Linked DNA regions of Mus musculus: region 1 is linked to region 2. The links are chromatin loops, found by intact Hi-C in ENCODE. Cell type or tissue: heart. All regions are shown on one strand. Each heading gives the region's core, and the rest is flanking DNA. Links, peaks and the distances in the headings are about the cores only.

Region 1 (2,908 bases), core at 316-2,815, 79 kb after region 2:
CCACCTCTCCCTGCTGACTTGGTCGTCTCTATTTCTGGTTTTAGGATAGGTGTTAACACTGTGCTGTTTTTTAGGAACAAGGACCTCCAAAATCCTAGTAGTTCAGCAGTACAAATCATCCTTGTGCATGACATGTGTCTAACGCAGATTTTCCGGGGCTTTATTTCAGTTCTCTTATTCAGCCTTTATAGTGAACCTTTTTACAGCCACCATCACAGGGATACCTGGTCCTCACTGCTCTGAAGGTTTTGATTCAAGGGATTTGAGGCCAGACTGATAACACAGATTGTTGGAGGCTCACACTGATAACAAGAGCTTTGGTCCCAGAAGTAAACCTTACTACTTTCCAGACAAATTGTAGTGTCTTAACTGCAAGGTGGCAAGAAAGCAGAATCTTTTAATGTCTCTGACAGATTTAGATGTAGCTGGGCTCTAGAAGGTTCTGCTGTGGCATGAGCCTGGGATCCTGCTGTTCTATCTATACTCCCTGAATGGGAGGCTCATGATCAAAGTGTAAGAGATCAGGAAAGGTTGAGTTCTTGTGCCTCTAATGGTGTTGAAAAGACTCTCAGTGTTTCAGAGTACTAAGCCAGCAGCACAGAGCCAATGGGGGTGAGCTTTACAGTCTTCTGTGTGTTATAGGAATCCTTGTTCTCAAAGGGCCTAGAAAGACACAGTGACTTTAAAAATAATGTGATCAATATACTAAGAATCACTCCATGGAAGAAAACTGACTTTCCCTTACCCAGCATCAATCAAAAGCCAATAGCTTCTTATCTAGGAGCGGGGCTTTGTGTTTACCTCCTATCCTCCATGATGAGATTGTGGGAAGACACAGTGCTTTTCCACTGTTCTCCACATCTGCCGATAGATGCCTACCTTGATTTAGTTTAGGCTCAACTGACTCCATTGATGTGGGGCTGTGAAGACAGAATCTTGGGAAAGGGGATAGCAATGTGGTATAGTGAAGCATCCACTTCTACCTAGGTGTCCTTTAGACAGTTCAACTGAAACTTGTCTTGACTCACAAGTCTATGGGTGTCTCCTTTCACCAATGCAGGCATACGCTATTGAAAGGCAGAGCCTGCGTTCCTCATCTGTCTTCACACACTGGAACTAAGTAAGATCAGAATGTAAAGAGTGGCTCTCATCGTTATAGATGCCATAGGGAAGGCTGCTCTTGCTGCAGGAATGAGTTAGTAGCAGGTACAAAGGAAGCCTGGCTGAGACTGAGTACTGCTGTGCTTTGTACCTGGATGGACTTCACACACACTGGGCACTCTAGTCCTGTACTCTTGGCACCTCTATCCTTCCTACTCCTGTGCTTGCTCATACACATATGGACTCATGCCCAGACCTCGCTCCTGTCTGCTGGAGAACCACCCCCCTGCACACATTCTTTACATGCCTCGCCCATTAGCCTCAATCGAGATAACCTTCAGACTCAGGGAGCAGAGTGTCGGATGGGGCCTGGAAAGACAATGCATGCATGTGTGTGTGTGTGTGTGTGTGTGTGTGTGTGTGTGTGTGTGTGTAACCCAGGGCCTCATGTGTACTATGCAAGTGCTCTACCACCACCCATTCATTTGTTTTTAGATAGGTTTTTTTTTTTCATTTCTTGTGAAAAACTCTATGGAGGCTGGCAGGGAAGTCATCATTATTCTTGTTTTCTAGATGAGCAAACTTGGGCTTCAAGTAAGGAAAAGGTGAGCATAGAGTCTTGGATAGCTCATTTCTGGCTCAGAGATCTTGCCATTGCCTGGCATAGCTAAGCCAAGAATCACTTTCTAGGAGGTCCTGGTTTCTAGGTCAGGTAAGCAGCCAGCACTTCAGGGAGATGTTGCTGGGTGGCTGAGTTAGGATTCTGTTTGCTTTGCTTAGGAAACGGTGGGGCAGTCAGAGAGCAGAGGCCTATGAACTGCCGTGAGAAGGGAAGGAGGGACGTTGTTTCGCAGCCCAGGAATTCCAGTCAGGAATGAAAACCTTTCCACCTGCTGCTGCCCAAAGTGCCTAACGCCGTCATGGAATTTGCGTGCAGACAGTTAGGTTGGACTTTGGAAACAGAGGATGAAAAACGAGTTTCCTTCTCTGTGTTCACAGAGGCCAGCCAAGAGCCAGATCCAGAGCTGGAGCCAGGCCTCAGATCATAAAGTGAACAACAGAACCAGTCAGTTATTGGTTTCAAGTCTGACTGCCTCCACTTGTAAGGACTTTGGAACTTGGAGAGGCTCCCCTATGCTCTATAAACCAGCAAAAAAAAAAAAATTAGACTCGTGGTTGTCAAGACCCCTGGTTAAACAGCAGACACACTCAAAGGTGGAGTGGGAGGCTCGAAATGCTGCTCAGAATCTAGTTAGAAAACTGGTTACTCTACTCCTTCCATTGTGTCTAGGAAGAACTGTCCAATTAAGGCCTATTTGTAGTCTAGAGGTGGTGTTAGGTAAGCAGTATCTACATACTAGGAACCTTAGAATTGGGGACTGAGAGCTTTAAGAGATACAACTTCCCTTGGGCCTGGGGCCAGTCCATAGCTTACTTCCATAAGAAGGCTATGGCTTGTGCTTTAGTTACTTTTATCTTTTGTTGGGGGCTAATTGCTATTGTCAGGGTATTGGGATGTGTTCCTTTGGGAGATGGATGGGTCATAAGGACTCCACTGTCATGAGTAGACTTGTACAGTGGGTTTGACTCCTCTTGCTTTCTCTCATACAGACTTTCTCTACCCTTCTGTCTTAGGGTTTTATTGCTGCGAAGAGACAGCATGACTGGGACAACTTTTAGAAAAGAAAACATTGAATTGGGGCCGGTTTACAGGTTCAGAAGTTCAGTCCATTATCATCATGGCAGGAAGCATGGCAGTGTGCAGGCAGCCGGGAGGAGACTGTCTTCCAAACTGAGTAGAGCCTGA
Region 2 (2,908 bases), core at 141-2,640:
GACGCCCCCGACCTCCGCCATGGCGGGGCCGGCGGCGGCGCGGGCCGAGCCGGGGCCCCGGGGCGCGAACTGCCTGTCTTGGCGGCGGGCGCGGGCGGGCGGGTCGGCGGCGCTCGCTTGCTCGCTCGCTCGCTGCTCGGCTCCGCGCTCTGCCCAGCTGCAGCACACGTCTGTTCGCGTCCAAAGAACTTCTCAGCGGCGGGGAGCGTGGGGCAGCGCGCTCCTGACCTTGCTCTCAGTTAAAGTTCGGCTTCCCCTCCGCATCCATCTCTCCTGGCCTCTCATAGCTGGCTTCCTGGAGCTATCAGATGCAAATGGCACTTTATATACGTACCCACTCCCCTTCCATTGACATATTGGATATTTAAATACAAGCCACACCTCACTGGCATCCCCTCAGAGATTGGTGTGTGGGTTCTTTCCTTTTTTCCCCCCTTCTCGTATCCATTTGGCTCTTTTTGGGAGAGGGGGGTGGAGGCGGGGAGCGAGCGAGCGAGCTTCACTCCCTCTTTTATTATGAAAAAAATGGCAGGAAAAAGCTACACATTGCAGTGAGGCATAACTGCTTTTGGCAGGTTTTCTTAAACTGCTGATGAAATAACGGAGCCCAGTACGTGGAGGCCATTGGCGACCACGGCCACGCAGGCTAGTTCCTCCGGGGTCTGTCTGTCGGTCTGCTGCAAGGGCCACCCCCGCCTCCCACGCATCCTCCCGCTGCTCCCCTCTGGGAAGTGCCGGAGACCGGGGCTGGGGGGAGGGAGTCCTCGCGCTGTTGAGCTCCTCTTCTCTGGCCCAAAAGAGGCTGCGGAAGGGGTATCTGGCCCGGGACAGGGGCGCTCCAGCTCCTTTGTTCTGCTGCCCTTTAGTCCCACTCCCCACCTGTAGGTCCACAGGGGTCTGAGGAAGCGAAAACGTTCTGGAAGCCAAACGCAGTTGCAGCTGTAAGGTCTTGAGAGGTGGTGGAGGTCCCTGCAGGCACCAAAGGGTGGGGGCGCTTAAAGGGTCTGGGAGGAGCGGGAAATCCCAGAGGGAAAGAAGACTTTTTAAAAAGGACGTTGTGGCTTAGACATAGAGGGGTGGAGGCTAAGACATAGAAAGCGATCTTTTTGAAAAATGATCTCCATGGATTTCTGGGCGCGCTTTTACAAGGCTCAGGAGAGCAAGCTCTGTGAGAGGCCATTGGAAGCCTGGTGGGGGCTCTCCCCCTATACACCTCTTTTCTTGTTGGAAACAGGTGTTTCCTCGCTCTGTCCTGTGCCCTGTTCCAAGAAACTCTATCAGGAAGAGCGGCCGTCAGGGGTGGGAACTGGCGGCTGCCAGAAAGAGAGGCTGGGTGGAGAGGACCTGGCGAGCAGGTGCCTGCCTGCCGCAAGCCCCTGCATCTCTGCCCCGCACCTGAACCCCACGGTCCCTCTGGGCCTCTGGCGCTCGCCTCCTTCTTCCTTATTAAATGGCGTTGTTGCTTGCAGTTTTCACACGCAGCAGGCGCTGGCCGCCTTCCCAGGTTCTGGTAGTGACTGAACCCCCAATCCTACCCTTCGGCGCCTTTACTGCGCCTCCTGCTGGAGACCCCACCGAGCCACAAGTTCAAATTCAGGGTTACCATAAAATGAGTAAACAAGCCTCCCCACAACTCAGTGCAATTTGAGGCCCTACTCTAAGGCTCCACGTGCACCCTGTGCTCACATCCTGGACCCATAGCAATTCTTAGTTTGGAACAGCACTGTGGCTTGTTTCTGCTGTGCTTCTTTAGCTCAGAGGGACTCTCCTGGGCCAAGCGCAATGCCTGGCACATATAGACACTCAAAGGAAAGATGCTTTCAGCAACAGTGAACACACATGCAAGTTATCATACAGTTTTAATGGACCCCCACACACAAGCAAAAGGTGGAATCTAGAGGCTGGAGAGATGGCTCGGTGTTTAAGAGCACTGGCTGCTCTTCCAAATGGACCCAGGCTCAATTCCCAGCACCACATGGCAGCTCACAACTGTCTGTAACTCCAGTTCCAGGGGATCTGACACCCTCACATCCACATACGAGCAGGCGGAACACCAATGAGCATAAATAAAAATAAATAAAAGAAAAAAGGTGGAATCTAGAGAATGGAGAGCTCAGCGTTGAAAATCAAGTAGTTCTCTTTTAGAGGACCCAAGTTCTGTTCCTACCACCCACATTAGCTCACATGTGCTTGCAATTCCTGAACCAGGGGGTCTGATGCCATCTTCTGGTGTCCACAGGAACACACACACACACCCTACATAATTTTTAAAAATTAAAAATATCTTTAAAAGGGTGGAGTCCTTATTAGAATATGCATTAATGGACCTACATACTGTCTTGGACTTACTTTAAAAATATCTCAAGAGCAAGCCTGTTGTGCTGGCACTCAGCTGTAATTCTAGCACTTGGAGGATTGGGAGTGTGATCCCAACCTGAGTTGCACAGCAAGTGAGAGATTGAACAAGCAAATAAGAAATTGTCCGAACTGAACGCAGTTCCTTGTACTTATAGTCTCAACACTTTGAAGGTGGAGGCAGGAGGATCAGGAGTTCAAGATTAGACTGGACTACATGAGGCCCTGTCCCAACAACAAAACAAATTGTGACACTAGGTAGGGGTCCTGAATCCATTCTGGCCTAAGGTGACTAAGGTGACTTTTATAATGAATGTACCCTGAGGCAAAGATGGGAAGGATCTTTTTTGCAGGATCAGAAGGAGAAAATGGTAGCCAAAAAAAAAAAAAAAAAAGGAACAATTCTTGGTCTAATTGATAAATTGGACTAATTCTTTTAATTAGAGTCAAATTTAAAAATGTAGATGAAACCATTTTGAGAAGCAGGCACTATAAAAGGTATAGATGTCTATGATGAAATAAATTTCACCCACTTCTTTTTATTTTTACATTT

What was found. A loop is a pair of places that touch in the nucleus more often than their neighbours do. Peaks named below come from ENCODE experiments on the same cell type or tissue, not always from the same donor. Only the 100,000 strongest peaks of a DNase experiment are listed, where the experiment ranks them.
Region 1: it touches region 2 in a loop (2.6-fold over the local background); 2 of 42 quality-filtered maps call a loop at or near these places.

Annotation. Positions count from the first base shown.
Region 1 is chrX:105,683,092-105,685,999 of GRCm38, reverse strand. No RefSeq gene overlaps it. Among named protein-coding and RNA genes, the nearest start is that of Fgf16, 80 kb to the left of the region's middle. In heart, for the core only: no CTCF peak of the experiment used is centred there; a DNase peak (open chromatin) is centred at 1,359.
Region 2 is chrX:105,761,654-105,764,561 of GRCm38, reverse strand. Fgf16 (fibroblast growth factor 16) reads right to left here and starts at 85. Exons shown (of 3, transcript NM_030614.2): 1 at 1-85. The coding sequence starts at 21. In heart, for the core only: a CTCF peak has its summit at 1,569 (motif pointing left); DNase peaks (open chromatin) are centred at 731 and 1,461; H3K4me3 peaks cover 1,488 bases; H3K27me3 peaks cover 2,419 bases.